2 separate regions of the Mus musculus genome follow, and region 2 is linked to region 1. The links are chromatin loops, found by intact Hi-C in ENCODE. Cell type or tissue: left cerebral cortex. All regions are shown on one strand.

Region 1 (8,000 bases):
TGGTAGATTATAAAATGACTCCATAAAGACTATCTGACACTTCAAACTTACCAACACCATAGACTGAAACTGAGAGAAAAGTCTAGACAATGGTACTCAAAAATTAGTAGGACTAACTACGTTAACACCACATGCATCAGACTGCAGAGCAAGGAGGCTAGCAAAGACTCAGAGGGACATTACACTGGGACAGAAAAGTCATTCTACCAAGAAATGGAAGCAGTCCTAAAGTTGTATGTACCTACCAACTGTTTTACATCATTCTAAGAAAAAATTGATACAGCTAAGAGGACCAACATACAGATGTATCATTCTGGGGTGTGTGTGTGTCTTCAACATTACCCTTTCAACAAAAACACTCAGGAAATCAGAAAGAAAACAGGAAATTTTATACACAAACACACACACTCACACAATTAATGATTTCTTGAATGAAGTCTTTAGCTATTTTATGTAAAGAAAGCTTGTTCTTTACATAAAATTTATCTTGGCATTAATAAACGTAACTTGATTTTTGAAGTATTTACTTGTTTGCTGTATTTAGTTTATGATACCTTCTCTTACAGAAGAATTTTTTGGGGGACAGTTTTGGTTTAAAAGTAGAGCTGGCTCAGCAGTCAGGAGTACATACTGCTCTTACGAGACAGAGGGACTGAGTGTGGTTCCCAGGACCCAAATTTGGCAGCTCAAAACTGCCTATGATTATGGCTGCAGTTATCTGATACTCCATTCTGCCCCCTGTATCCTCTTTCAAACAAATTGCTTCTTCTTTTTAAACCATTATTTATTTATATCATTTATTATGACCATACGTTTAACATCTGATGAAAGCCACATGCTGACACTGCGACAGGAGGAAGCCTTACCGGATCCCATGAGAGCGCAGATCAGGACCATGGAATTGTACTTGATCTCCGGGGCACTTCTCTCATCTGCTAGCAGTCGGTGTAAGATCTGAACAAGCTGAGCACTTGCGAGATCCTTCTCAGCGGGACCTTTAGTGGGAAACAAAGCGTGTCACAGCTGTTGCTAAACACCATCAGGCTGAATACTTTCTCTCTTCTACCCACTGTTCATTCATAGGGCACTTCCCAAAAGGACTGGTGAGCTCTCTTAGAAAAGGGTAGCAGAGGGGATGGGGAAGACAAAAGCTGAAATTCTGCTTTAAAACAACACCTGTAACAACAACAAAACCCCTAAAACTTGTAACTGGCTTTTCTGTTCTGTTGTTTTTTTGAGACAAGGTTTCTTTGGACTCTAATGAACTGTCCTGTTCCAAGCTTCCCTGTTTCTTAAGGGTGTTAACAAAAGATACTATATTTTGGTATACTTTCCTTTTTAGCTTTTAATATTGTCTCTTTGTATTTTTGACATCTTGTCTCTGATATATTGTGTAGAGGTTTTTCTCTGATCAAACCTGGGCTGTCCTGGGCTGTAGACCAGGGAGGCTTTGAACTCAGACGTGCCTTCCTTCCTTCCGAGTGCTGGGAGTAAAGGCTTGTGCCTTAGTTATTATTTACTAGTCGATACTTTGTGTTTTAATTTTGATCTTACCAGAAAATCAACACCAGAAAAGATAAGACAAAGCAAAACAAACAAGATGATAGTAAATTCAGACATTTGTAAAGGAAAAAGAAACGTGTCCCCAAACTCCCAAGAAATCTGGGATACATGCAAGAAATCAAACCTAAGAAGCCAAAGGCAGGAGAAACTGAGACAGGCAATTTTTATTCAACAAAGCAACAACTTGATTCAGGGAAAAAAATTCTGGCAATAGGAAAGCCTGGGATAATACAGTTCCAGCCCGGGAAGTGAACGACCAACCCCCCCCCATCACTACACCCACCAAACTCAACTGAAGGCAGCTCAGGACAAGCAAGCCACCACCGTAGGAGACTCTTAGTGGAGTGTACAGAAGAAGCCGTCAGTATCATCCATGCGCACACAGGAACACACACATCTCATGAGAGGGACGGATGAACAGAGAGCCAAGAGGGAACTAACTGCACCCAATGCAACAAACTGCTAGTGGTAACAGATGCAGGACAATCCAACCTATCACACCATCACCTAACACTGTCACAGGAGACAGCAGATCCCTAAGGATACCTTTAAATGCAAAAGACCTCAATCCACCAGTTGCAAGTCTCAGACTAAGTGGATTAAGAAAAGATGATCTGTCGTCCCCAAGGAACATAGTTAAGATGTACAAACACAAACACGGAGGGTCAAAGGATGTATAAGTCTACCAGCTGTGAGGAAGCTGGTACGAGGGACAGAGATTAGGATTAGTGTTTTGGAAGGTAAAACAGCTAGGGAAAAGCGAGTCCTGGGGTGGATAGTTTTCATATGGCATGTCCTAAAATAGTGGGGATGGCACCTGCTTCCTCTTCTTCCCTGAAGAGAGCTAGATGTGCAGGCTTGCTTGTCCCAGGCATGTACAGTTGGACACAGGCAACAGCCCTCTGCCTTTGAGTAAACCAACAGGGAAGATGTATAGGAAAAATTTACCCCTCTCTGACAAAGACACTCAACCAAATGGAAACCCAGTTAAAAGGATGGACCATCCAGAGACTACCCGACCCGGGGATCCATCCCATAATCAGCCACCAAACCCAGACACTATTACATATGCCAGCAAGATTTTGCTGAAAGGACCCTGATATAGCTGTCTCCGGTGAGGCTATGCCAGTGCCTGACAAATACAGAAGTGGATGCCCACAGTCATCTATTGGATGGAACACAGGTCTCCTAAAGGAGGAGCCAGAGAAAGTAACCAAGGAGCTAAATGGGGTCGGCAACCCTATAGAAGGATCAACAATATGAACTAACCAGTATCCCCCAGAACTGTGTCTCTAGGTGCATATGTAGCAGAAGATTGCCTAGTCGGCCATCATTGGGAAGAGAGGCCCCTTGGTCTTGCAAACTTTATATGCCCCAGTACAGGGGAATGCCAGGGCCAAGAAGTAGGAGTGGGTGGGTAGGGGAGCAGGGCGGGTCAAAGACCCAGCTCCTTGGGGGTGGGGGAAGATGTTTGAGAAACCCCTAGCCAAACTAAAACAAAGACTTAAATTAATAGAATTAGAGATGAAAAAGAGTTGTTAAAACACACCAACAAAATCTGTCAGATCATCTGGGGGTACTTTGAAAAACGATTCCAAAAGGCAGAAAACCCAGATGAAATGGACTGATGTCTAGCTCATTTTGTTCTACCAAAATTAAACTGCTCAGGGCTGGAGAGACGGCTCAGTGGTTAAAAGCATTGGCTGTTCTTCCAAAGGTCCTGAGTTCAATTCCCAGCAACCATGTGGTGGCTCGCAACCATCTGTAATGGGATTCGATGCCCTCTTCTGGTGTATCTGTGAGTGACAGTGTACTCACATACATACAATAAATAAATCGTAAAAAAAAACCCAAAACCACTAAACTGTTCAACCTATAATGAGACTGAATCAGTAAAGAAAACCACAGGCCGCTGAATTCTGCCAAGCTTATAAGGAAGACCTAATGCTGGCACTTCTCAAACTAGGATCACCCTGACACCCAAACTAGGTAAAAATGTAAGGAAAGTTCAGATCAGTGTTCTGATAATCAACCAAAACTTCCTAACGGAGTATCTATAAACCAAATCCTAGACTACATTAAGGAGATTATGAACCATGAATAATTTGGTTTCATCCCAGGGTTGCGAGGCTTGGTGAACATACGAAAACCAATAAACACACACAACAGAAAAGGTCTTAAGGACATCATGATAGACAAGGAAAAGGTTTATGAGAATGTTCAACATCCCTTCATGATAGAAAAGTACTCAAGAAACTAGGAACAGACAGAACATACCCTAACATATTACAGGCTACATACTGTAGTCATAGCTAAGGTGCTAGACTAACTTTGGAAAAGGGCAGGGAGCCTGTCCTGTTAGAACCTAGAACTCTCCCCACTCTTGTTTTATACAGTCAGTGTTTGCAGTAACACTTAGAGAAACACTGTGAGAAAGATGTAAAAGGGATACAGATAGGAAAGGCAGGAGCCTAATTATCCCTGTTTGCAGAGAACATGACTATGTCCTTAAAGGACCCTCTGGACAGGGTGTGTGTGCAGCAGTTCTCAGTCTTACCCAAAGGTTATGTGGCGCTAATATACCATCCCTGGCTGATACATCAGGGTCTGTTAATGAACCAAAAGGTGTCCTATATAAGCTATTTGTGTTTTGGCTTCTCATAGAGAATTTTGCCACGTGGATACTGTATACTACACAGCCACCAACAAGCACAGACAGAAACCAACAGTTTTGTTCAACTCTGCTTTGTGGGGACTTTTGACCACATACCTACAGAAGACACAGGGAGAGTGTAGATAAAGGCAGTACTGTAGAATGATAGAAAGCATTTATAGAGGTTATTAACAGGCACACGGGGATCGAACTCAGGGCCTAATGCATGCCAGGCAAGAACTCTGCCAATTGAGCTACAACCCCAGTTCCAGGTTCCTGGTGTGATATTCCAGGTATCATTTCGATTATCTATAAGCCCTGCTGAAAACGTGCTATGTATCTTCTAAGTAAAATATCATTTAAAGCTTAAGCCTTAAAGTGTTGATTTTAAAATGTCACACAAGGCACAGCGACTGGAGACACCCGTGACCGCAACTTACACACGATTTCCCACAGATTCAGATGTGAGTACACACTAGCCAGATACTTCCACAGCCAAGGCTCTACCTGACTTCAATTCTACTCCTGTGCTTTAGTCCAAGTTAAAAACAGGAAAAGGTAAGTTTGTCAGCAAGGTACTTACCCAGTTCCAAGGCTGCTATCAGTGCCAGGGCGACAAGAGCTTCATTCTGCATGATTACATGTTCACTAGTTGCCATGGTAACCAGGTGCTTGATGCCACCACTCTGTACAATGGTTTTAATTACATCCTACAATAAATAAATATCACAGCATTATAAACCTTAATTCTACACATAAAGAGATGGCATTCCAATCAGCCGGCTCATTGTTGAGTGCTTATGTGCAGGATTCAATGCATTTTAATCATAAAGAAAAGCTTTTAGCTTTAAATAAATTCTTCAAAACACGACAAATTAAATTGCTTAAATGAAAAAGACCATTGCATTTCCTATCAAGGAAGGCCTAAAAACTTCTGAAACTAACGAACTAAAAGTACCATTTCATTTCCCCCAATTCTCCAAGGCAGGTCTCTAAGGACTCTGGGTAAAGGTTTTGTTTGTTTGTTTGTTTAATAATTAAAAGTATTTTAAAATTATCTTTTACTCCTTTGTTTGATTTGACAAAATTGAGAAAATTACATGGCAAAAAACTGAGAGCAGGAGAAAAGCCTTCCCCAGGAAAGAGTGCACTAACTGGGTGTCCAATACCATACAGTCAGCCCTGAAAACAGGTATGTATGTGTGTATGCACACACACACAATTAGTGAGAAATGAGGCCATGAATTTGAGAGAGAGGAGGGGTGTATTGGAGTGTTCGGAGGGAAGGGAATAAAGAGTTTAATGGCGAAAAGAAAACAGTGCATATGCATTTCTTTTCCTTACACTCACACTCTCATACACAACCAACAACAACAAAACCTAAAGAGAAAGAACTTTTGCCACAATTTCTCACTGACTCTGAGGAGAGGTGGTGGGAGCTCTGATGTAGCTAAGTCCTAATATCAACACTGACTTTGACAGAGCAAACTCCTGAGCCTGTGTTCTGTCAAGTAACTTTGTCTGTGACATGATTTATCTTTCATATGTTCTGTAGTAACTACAGAGTTATTATATAAAAGGACATGTAAGATATGTGGTAAGAAGTCAGCTCGGGAAGAACGAAGACCAAGATGCGGATACTTTGCCCCTTCTTGGAATTGGGAGCAAGGCACCCATGGAAGGAGCTATAGAGACAGAGTTTGGAGCTGATACGAAAGGATGGGCCATCTAGAGACTGCCATACCCCGGGATCCATCCCATAATCAGCCTCCAAACGCTGACACCATTGCATACACTAGCAAGATTTTGCTGAAAGGACCCTTATATTGCTGTCTCTTGTGAGACTATGCCCAGGCCTAGCAAACACAGAAGTGGATGCTCACAAGTCAGCTATTGGATGGATCACAGTGCCCCCAATGGAGGAGCTGGAGAAAGTATCCAAGGAGCTAAAGGGATCTGCAACCCTATAGGTGGAACAACAACATGAACTAACCAGTACCTCCCCAACCTCCCCCCCCCCCCCAGCTCGTGTCTCTAGCTGCGTATGTATCAGAAGATGGCCTGGTCGGCCATCAGTGGAAAGAGAGGCCCATTGGTCGTGCAGACCTTATATGCCTCAGTACAAGGGAACGCCAGGGCCAAGAAGTGGGAGTGGGTGGGTGGGGGAGTGGGTGTGGGAAGGTGTGGGGGACTTTTGGGATAGCATTGGAAATGTAAATGAAATAAATACCTAATAAAAAAATGAAAAAAAAAAAAAGAAGTCAGATGCAGTTACAGTTCTTCTTAGAAACTAGTTTGTCTTCACTGTTACGAGTTTTGTTAGCCTGTAACTCTTACATTAAAGAGTTCATAGTGACTCATAGAAAAATCTACATTTTAGAATAATCAAGTTACTTCCTGTTAGCTTCAATTATGTACAAATCTAACTGTCATTATGACTTTTATAATTTTCTAAACTATTTAAAAATGGTTTCCTTTATGTTTCTATTTCACATAAAATTTTAAATCAACCATTTACAGAAATATCATTCCTTCAGCCCAGTGATCCCAAGTGGCACCTAAGAATTACATGTCTTATGGGCGGCTGTGCTCGGCGGCTGCTAAGTCGTTCCCCCTTTAGTATTTACTGTGTTGGCGCATGTCAGTGCAAGTGTGATCACAGAGGTCTGAGAACCATCCTGGGAATTCTCTCCTAACACCTTGTGGGATCCTGAGAGCAAACTCAGAGAATCAGACCTGCCCATAAGCCCCACTACCCACTAAGCACCTCACCTGTTCCAGGGAAACGAGGCTTTAAAATCCTTTTCTAACTTCCTAAGTATTACCTATTTGTTAACAAGGTAAGAGTTTATTAGAATCTTGGATATAATTTTTAAAATCATTCAAGAGTTTCATGGAACTTCCATGGGAACTTACTGACCAGGAAACATAAACAGATGCATGCAGTCCCCTAAGGAAGGTCTGTGATTTTTTTTTCTTTCTTTCTCTTTTTAAATCAATAGTGTACTGTGGCAGAATAGCAGGAAATGAATGAATGAATGAATGAATGAAGCGTGTAATGAGAAATAGCCTTTGAGTCCAAGCACTTAGTTAAAGCACGTCAACTCTCATCAGAACAGGTATCCGAGCATTTTCCTTTTCAAATGTCTATCCTATCTGCAACTACTTCAACTAAAGTTTATTCAACAGCTTCTCCGTATGGCTGACTTTTCTGATAGAATGATAAGAGCTTAGAGACACAGCTTATTTTTATCCTGCAGAGGATTCTCTGAGCAAGATACAGTCTCCCGCTTACAAATGAAAAGTGATATTTGTCCAAGTCAGGCTGGGACTAAGGTAAAGCAAAGGTTCAAATCCAGGAAGTCTTCGCTCCAAACCAAATATGGACAAAGCAAATGTCACGGTACCTGCTTTAGTCACCATAGGCACCACAGAGTGAGACGCTTCACATGGTCCTAAGAGCCTTCACAAACGTATTTACAACTTTGTTTTAACTTCAAGATTGTTTTCCAGAAACAAAGGTTACTCCAGCATTCCAGAAACCAAGATTGTCCAAGGAGTATAACTTAAACGCTAGTCTTCACAAAGTAAATCCAGCTATTCAGTTAGCTTCTCTTAGAGCATTTCAGTTGCAATGAATAAAGCAAGAAATGAGACTTCTCTACAGCCTGGATGTCTACAAAGTCTACAGACATTTCAGACAGTTGGAAACAATGCATTACAGGTTGATTTTTCAATATCTTGTTTTGTTTTAAATAGAAAACCAAGTTTTGGAACACAAAGA
Region 2 (8,000 bases), 260 kb after region 1:
GCTGAACCACCTCCCATTTTTATTTCATTGAGAAGGGGTTTCACTCTGTAGTCCTGCTTGTCCTGGAACTCACAAAGGTCCACTTCTGTTTCCTGAAGCCTGGGATTAAAAATGCAAGACACCACATCTGCATAAGGCTCCATTAAAAAGTTTATTCTGAAAGGAGGTATTAGGTAGAAATGGAAGAAGCATAAATTCTAAGGTCAGATAAATTTTAGTCCAAACAGCTCTTGCTAACACCATGGAAATGTTCAACTAGAGTGCTGCTAAATAGCATTAAACATTTTTGATTTAGGCACTGTGAATGGCTGGACCAAATTATCTATATTGTGCTTATGGATAATTATAATTAACATTTTTAAGTAGCACACTCAATGAGGACTGTTCAAGAGACACAATGAGAGACTTTTAAAAATATTTACTTTTCTTATTTAAAAGTAATTTCTAATCCGTAAGTGCTATATACTCTGGTTATTGAACCACAAGAAGAAACTTTTTGCTGGAAATATACAGTGAAGACATATTTCCATGCTAAAAATAAAGACTTAAGAATGCAGAATTGTTGGAGATCAAGCATTATAAAATTATTAAGGGTCTGGAAGTTCTGCCATTGATCATCCACTCATCCCTATGAAGTCCTTGAGGAAAGAATGCTCTCCCAGGAGACAGGCTAGGCAAAGAACACTGTGTACCAAGCTGGTATTTCAGGCACAGGTTCCCTATTACAGGTTTGTGAATGAGCTTGAGGTGGTTGCTCTCCCACCCTCTCAATGGTCAAAAACTTAAGCCAGATAGAAGGCAGGTAACACCCTACCACTTCTATTGCTAATCTAACCCCAAATCTACTCAAGGAAGGGGTAATTTGTGCATTAAAGACAGCAATCAGCCAGAGAAGGATATGACTATGTTCCATTGTCATCTCCTCCATGGGACTTGTGAATCATCTCTCAGAAGGACACTTAACTACCATGTTCCTGAAATGACCCTTTCTTTTCCTAAGACTCTGAGCAATGTGACAAAGAAAACAGGTTGAGATGAGAACATTTAGGTAAGGGCTTTCTAGAGTAACTCATTCTCATATATCATGGGAACAATGGCCAACTAGGTTATCTTTAGAGGAAACCTGCCATCTATAGGACCATTCAGCAGTTCCTTTGCATGCTGGTCATGCAAGGACAAAACAGTCTAGGAAGCCAATGAAATCACTGCTTATGTGGTCTGATTTCCAAAGTCCCTTTCCCTGTGTTCATCAGGTGCAATGAAAAGCACTGTGAGATGCTCTTGCTGCAGCTGGACACTACTGCTGGTGGAAAGGGGACACTCAGCTGCACAGCATCGCTCTGTGCTCCATCCCTCTGTACACTCAATGTTAGCATGGTCACTCTCACCCCTGCCAGCATCCCTGTTGGTAGATTTCGAATAAATCCTTTATCTCACTACCTAGGTATTTTCTTCAATTTCTGGACAAATGGCAAGCTACCCTACTGCTATAGCACAACCAGGCTATCAATGCTATACTCTGGCATGAACATGCTGTCTGAATTGATATATTGGCTTTTATTACCAAGAGCAAATGATATATAAGGAATGTCCAATAGGTTGTTAAAGGAAACATGACTTTTAATGACACAATTTTCCATCCTTTTATCTGTGACTCTTTCTAGTATGTCATTGCACATCCATTCTAGTTCTTCTGAATGGGATCTTGCCAGATATATGAGGCAAAACAAACAAACAAAAAACAAAACAAACAAACAAAAAACCCCCACCAAGAACTCTTATGTTTCCTTTTTTGAGACAGGGATTCTCTGTGTAGTCCTTGCTGTCCTGGAACTCACTTGGTAGACTGGGATGGCCTGGTACTCACAGAGATCTGTTGCCTCTGCCTTCTGGGTGCTAGGATTAAAGGCATGTGTCACCACTTCCCAGCTACTTATGAGTTTTATAAGAATGTAGGAAGCATTAAGGTTAACAAGAAAGTTAAACACTTCATTACAAATAAGTTTCCCAAGTGCTTGTGATATTCTCTTGCCATTCTGTATACCTTGCTTGCCCCTTCTTGGGCTATTCATGACCTACCCAGGGACAGGGGCTTTAGTTTTATTTGTATCCAGGTTAACTTAGAAGAGTAAGAGAACTATATACATTTGCCAATAAGTTCTTTTCAAGTAAGTAATGATCCAGCTGTTTAGTAGAAGACATCAAAAGATTCTTAGGAACCACACACACATACTTTTTGAGTATTCTAACAGAGATGCCACAATTAATTCAGAACTAAGTAGCAAACTAAGAATCACAAAATTTAAATATATTTAAGTTTGTATTGGGGACTGAGGCACTCTAGCTCTTTTGTGGGTAAGGCAGGGCCATGGAAGGATTGCCTAAGCCAGTGGTTCTTTACCTGTGGGTCACAACCCCACTGGCAAACTTCTACCTCCAAAAATACTTACATTGTGCTTCCTAACAGTACCAAAGTTATAAAGTAGCAATGAAAATGATTTTATGGTATGGGGCCACTACAAGTTGAGAAACCGTATTAAAGGGTTGCAGCATTCAGAAGGTTGAGAACCACTGGCCTAAGCCTTTAAGGATGTTTAGAAGCTGTGTGGATTTCTTAATGAAAAAAACCAACCAAACACATAGATGGATTCTGATACTCTCCAGCGCCTGTTGCTGAAGATTCAGTGGATCGATGAGGGTGGCTTGGGCTTTTTCGATGCCTTCACCTTACTTTGTAGACAATGTTGCCATTTATCCGTGTCCAACACCAGAAGCAGTTTTTAGCCCTTGCCCTTGACTTGCTTCAGTAGGCAAGCTTTCCCCTTTTCAGATGTTGCCATTTCTTGTCACCCCCCCACCCCCGCCCCCAACCCTCTGCGTTCCCAGCTTTCCTTTAGAAATCTTGATGGCCTGCAGGTCAGATTCAGTAGTGACTTTATTCAGAGGATGCCTTTTTGACAGGAGTGAAGGGGGACTTTGCTGATCCCAAACCCTGTTTTGGGGTCCCGAGCTTTTCTATTCCACCTGTCCCCGCCTCGCTGCCCCGCCCCCCGGGTCTTTCCAGTCACCCTGATTTACAGGGAAGGCAAATCAAAATCAAATTAATTCGCCTCCTTCTAGTGCGTTTCTAGGGCTTTTCTGCGCAGCGAAGGTATTCTGGGACAGGAAGCAGGTGAGTTGAGGCGGAGCTGAGGTGGAGCTGAGGTGCAGCACCGCCCTGCCTAGCGCAGGGAGCTTCGTCAGACTCTACAAGACATCTCCGAGCTCTGAGCGCTCGACCGGAAATGCTCCGAGGCCGGTGCCGGAAGTGCACCTACAGGCCCGAGTCCTTCCGGCCTCTGCCCTTCCAAGGTTTCCGGGAGGCGGGGAGTGGGCGGAGCCAGAGCCGGAAGTTCAGGCGGCTAAGCCCGGTCTCTGGCGTGACCCGTGAGCGCTGAATTGAACGCTGGCGGGCTGGCGGGCGGGTCCTCTGGCTGCTGTCCTCGCCACTTTACCTCTGTGCCGAGGACCCGAGGGAAAGCTGACGCCGCTGAGCCAGTCAGCACGCAGCTCGCACTCTAGTCCCGCGTGTAGGGACGACGCAGGCCGCCTGTCTAGTTTCCGGTCCCGTGGGCCCCGCCCCTCATCACTATGTATGACCGTGCTCCGCGCTGGCTCGACTGTGCCAACCGCGGCAGCACCGAGGAGCACGTGGGGCCTGGGACCTACCAGGTACCTTTTCCTAAGCAGCAGGCCACAGGTAAGATGCTGATGGCCAGCTTGCGGTGACAGACGGCCCGCCTTCAGCCTGCCCTCAGGTTAAACACAAAGTCAAAAAGGACCACTGTTCAGAAATGTAACACGTCGCAGGTAGAGACGATACTAGAACCAGGATTTTGATTCCTTGGCTCTTGACTGTATGACATAACAAGTTTGTGACTGTATGAAACACAATACTTGCTTTTGCACACACTTTAATCAGATTTATTTACCACGATGTAATTGTTTACATTTCTATTCTGTATTATCACTTACAAATTGGATCCCGTCCCCAATCTCCCCCACTCCCCGGAGTGAAGTTATCTGACCATCCCTGGCTTTATACTGAGACCCTCTTTCTACATTCTGTGAAAAGTTATAGCCTTCAGGGGTGGCCTAGGGACTAATAATTGAAGTAGTTAATTGCTTTTCTTCATTTCTCACCCCCCCCCCCCCCCCCAGTTTGTGAATTAGGTCCAACTTTTAATAAATATTTCTAATTCGGTCTCTGCTTTTAAAGTTCTGGTTTTTGTTTTTGTTTGAGTTTAATACCACCCAAATTCTAGTGGTTTCTTTTGTAAACCTGCATTTTTCAGTAGATATAAAATACCTCCTGCCCCCTTAAAGTTCCAGGAGTGAGTACTCTGTTTACATCCCTGCTCCATTATGGTTAGTTTAAGTTTCTCTGGACATGGTAAAATTCTGTTTGCGTTTCAGATCTCAAATTTTACATCTTTTCAGCATCTGTCCTCAGCATTTTTGGTACCTATGCCAAGTACTGTTGAGATGGTATAAGCATGTATTCCCCAGCATCTTGTGTTTACCAGTGACCATCTGTAATGGGCACACCTATGATGCTTTTGCACACCCATAACTTTTTTTTTTGACCTTTATTTTGGTACAGCTGACCACTTTCTTTGTTGCTTTCTGTCTCATTTTTTTTCCTGCTGTTCAGTACCTGACACATGATTCGGTACTGAAGCAAGGAATCATGTTTTATTTTTCTTTTTTTCCCACTAATCATGCACAGCTAAATTTATAAGATACTTAGCTTTACATCTTGTTCTTGTTGCTTTGCTCATTGTACTCTCTTATTCATATCTGTTACTTCAATCACCATTTATATCCAGCCACTCCCAAGTGAAATTCTTTATAGAGATAGAGGTGGTTTATGTCTCTAAGTTTCCCACAGGCTTAAAGTCTGCGTCGTTGTCAGTCACTTTACAGACATCCTTGCATGGCTGGTCTAAGCTTTAGAACTCTAGCTTACTTTTTTTGCCTGGCCATTTCTCTTGGCCTTTAAGACCATTGGTTAAATGTTCACAATCTCTCAGAAATTCTTCCCCTTTGTTCATAGCTACCCAATTTAATACAATCCAATTTATTTTTTCTCAATTAAATCAGTAGCATGTTGTTTCTGTCTCAGTGTCATAATTTTATCTTTCATTTTGTGTTTAGTAGTATGTTTAAAAAACATACATTATTTGAAAAACAAAAAATATATTTATTTTTGTTAACGGCAGGGTTAAAAAATCTAAACTCATCAATGGTAGTAGAATTCTTTTTTGTTATCACCCCCGGTCTTGTGTTCCATTTAGTCTGATCTTTCCAAACACCTGTACATGCTCCTACACATGACCTACAGTTCAGCCATTCTAACTTGATAATATTCTTAAGATCATTTTTTGTCACTTCTGTTCTTTTGCACCATGTGCCCAGTGTGTTCTATGCTCCTACTCCTCCTGGCTTGCTTCTACTTATTCTTGATATTCAATTGAAATAAAAATCTCTGACTAGTCTTACTTTTCCATCCTTCTGGCTTATGGTAACTTTTTTGGTAGCAGTTTGATTCTAACACACACACACACACACACACAAAAGCTCCACCAAAATGTAAACTACTTGAGAGCAGGGATCATGATGTTTACTCCATTCTTAGTTTTCAACCCAGTAAAACAATATTCTTAGTGAAAAATACCTTGTAGTAACGTATAAACTAGTGGACCACATTAAAAGTTTCTATGGGGTGGGTGAGATGGCTTAATGGGTAAAGTCACTTACTGCCAAATTTGATGACTTGAGCATAATAACTCTTAACATCTTGTAAGATGACTCTTACAAGTTGTCATCTGTCTTCCACATGTACACACACACACACACACACACACACACACACAGAAAGACAGACACACACACACACATAACACCTTCTCCAAAACACTATGGCTTTTGTTACTAAAGGGTAGTATGTAGGATATAGTCAGCCCTGTATACTAACTTAAAGGATTATACTTTGTTCACTTTTGAAGTATGTTTAAAAATTCTGTGCTTGGGAACTCTGAGGAGATTGTGTGTGTGTGTGTGTGTGTGTGTGTGTGTGTGTGTGTGTGTGCGCGCGCGCGTGCATGCTATGCTGTTCAGGGCAACATGTTTATAATTGATAGAACAGGTGTTTCTGAGCATTTTTCTGCTACATTTCTCGATGAGATAATTTAAAAGCAGCTACCATGCTATTTCATGCATGTTTATAATAGGTAATTTACTGAACTGTGCAGAGCTGTCCATCTATTTCAATGAAAGATTAGGTGTATGTTAAGAGTCTGATGTGGAAAGGAAAGATGGAGGGACCTTGTGTAACTTAATTCTTACAGCAAGCCTCACAAGAGGGACAGATCTTGTAGTGTTAGGATATTCTCAACCTAGTGGTCTCCTTTTTCCTCTTTATCTTACTTAGCCAACCCTCCAGTATACTAGCTCCATGTTTTCCTACTTAATATACTAATTGATAGCCTTGGTTTTAGGTCATTTGATCAGGAATAAACTTAAGATTTGTATCCTTAATGGATCAGGACTGAGCTACTGTGTTTTTATGAGTGGGAAAGAGAATGGATATTCAAATTCCACAGGCAAAAAAGAGCTATGTCTTGCTTTTTTTTTTTTTTAACTAATCTGAGAAGGAAGCATATCTTCCTAAAGCAATATTTCCCTAAGGAGAGGTAGCCTAGTCTACCATCTTATCACATGAGAAAACAAGTTCTTTTAAAAATACATGCCTATCCTGGTATTGTGTCGGGAGTATTTCATTACTTTTTAAATGTACTTTCAAAGTGAACAGCACCCAACATTAGCTGTCTATGTGGAATATGTATCAGTCAACTAAACTGGAAAACAGCATCTTCTAGTTATTTTCTTTTGCAGCATTCTTCTTTGAAGGAGTTTTATCTGCCACCAGTGCAGGGTGGAAGGAGATTTATCAGTGGTCCTGTAGATGCACCTATATGTTTATGCTGACAAGAATGATTTTATTGTCCTAGCTAGTCAGAATATAGATAATGCACATACCAGGGAGTGCAGTTGTGACATAGGTTTAGATAATTAATGTATATGTGATTGCTGTGTACACTGGTATCTCTGCAGATGAATGCCTGTTTCAATGACCTTGTTGTTTTATATGTGAAGAACGCCCTTTGCTTTGTGGCTGTCATTGTGGCTGCATAACTTGTCTTTTCATCACATACTGGACACCTTCTTTTGTAGAATGGACTTTTATTGCTTTGTGCCAGTCTGATTTATCTTTTGCTGTCGGCACATCAAACTCAATATATCCCAAACTGAACTCATTCCTTTTAAATCTTTCCTTCTCCCATGCTCTTAATTTCCCTTTTCTGTCAGTTTGATTTATCATTGTAAGGTACCACTTCATATGTCAGCTTATTTATATACCCCACATCAAATTCTACTAATGTGAATTCTCTGGAGCACTCTTCTTTTTGTACCTTAGACATTGGCAGCATAGATAGTATGATAATTGTCTTTACTTAATTTCTCCATCATTTGAAATCAGGTTTTTATCTTTTACTGTACTTTCTTTATTACGCAGGCTCATAGAATACATAATACAGTATACAAAATATCCAGTATTATGAATGACTAACAAAATGTATAATATAGAAAACCAGTTATTCTTTATTGTTGATTGTGAAGAGTATTGCAAGACTACCTTATGCCTGCCAGTGATAAAAGTAACAACACAGAAGGTTTTAAAAAAATATTTTAAAGCTTAGGTCTTTCAGCTAGAGCAATCTCCCAGCTACTCTAACCCCACCAATCCTGCCATTATACTCTGTTATGTGGTCAGTCCTACAACTCTGCTCTGCTCTAGTCCATCCATCCACAGGTAAGGAAGAACAAATACTTACACAATATGAGACAGAGGATGGGCTATAGAAATAACAATACCGAGGACCTGCTAGTATTTCACT

The links. Hi-C counts contacts between places; a loop is a spot of excess contacts. Peaks named below come from ENCODE experiments on the same cell type or tissue, not always from the same donor. Only the 100,000 strongest peaks of a DNase experiment are listed, where the experiment ranks them.
Region 2: it touches region 1 in a loop (2.4-fold over the local background); 2 of 42 quality-filtered maps call a loop at or near these places.

The regions. Positions count from the first base shown.
Region 1 is chr3:138,940,864-138,948,863 of GRCm38, forward strand. Rap1gds1 (RAP1, GTP-GDP dissociation stimulator 1) reads right to left here. Exons shown (of 15, transcript NM_001040690.2): 13 at 4,800-4,926; 14 at 867-995. Among named protein-coding and RNA genes, the nearest start is that of Rap1gds1, 130 kb to the right of the region's middle. In left cerebral cortex, a CTCF peak has its summit at 3,362 (motif pointing left); DNase peaks (open chromatin) are centred at 896, 1,903 and 7,636.
Region 2 is chr3:139,202,269-139,210,268 of GRCm38, forward strand. It overlaps Stpg2 (sperm tail PG rich repeat containing 2), which reads left to right and starts at 3,625. Exons shown (of 14, transcript NM_198659.2): 1 at 3,625-3,739. The coding sequence starts at 3,631. In left cerebral cortex, a CTCF peak has its summit at 3,297; DNase peaks (open chromatin) are centred at 2,436, 3,368 and 3,582; H3K4me3 peaks cover 1,294 bases; H3K27ac peaks cover 1,136 bases.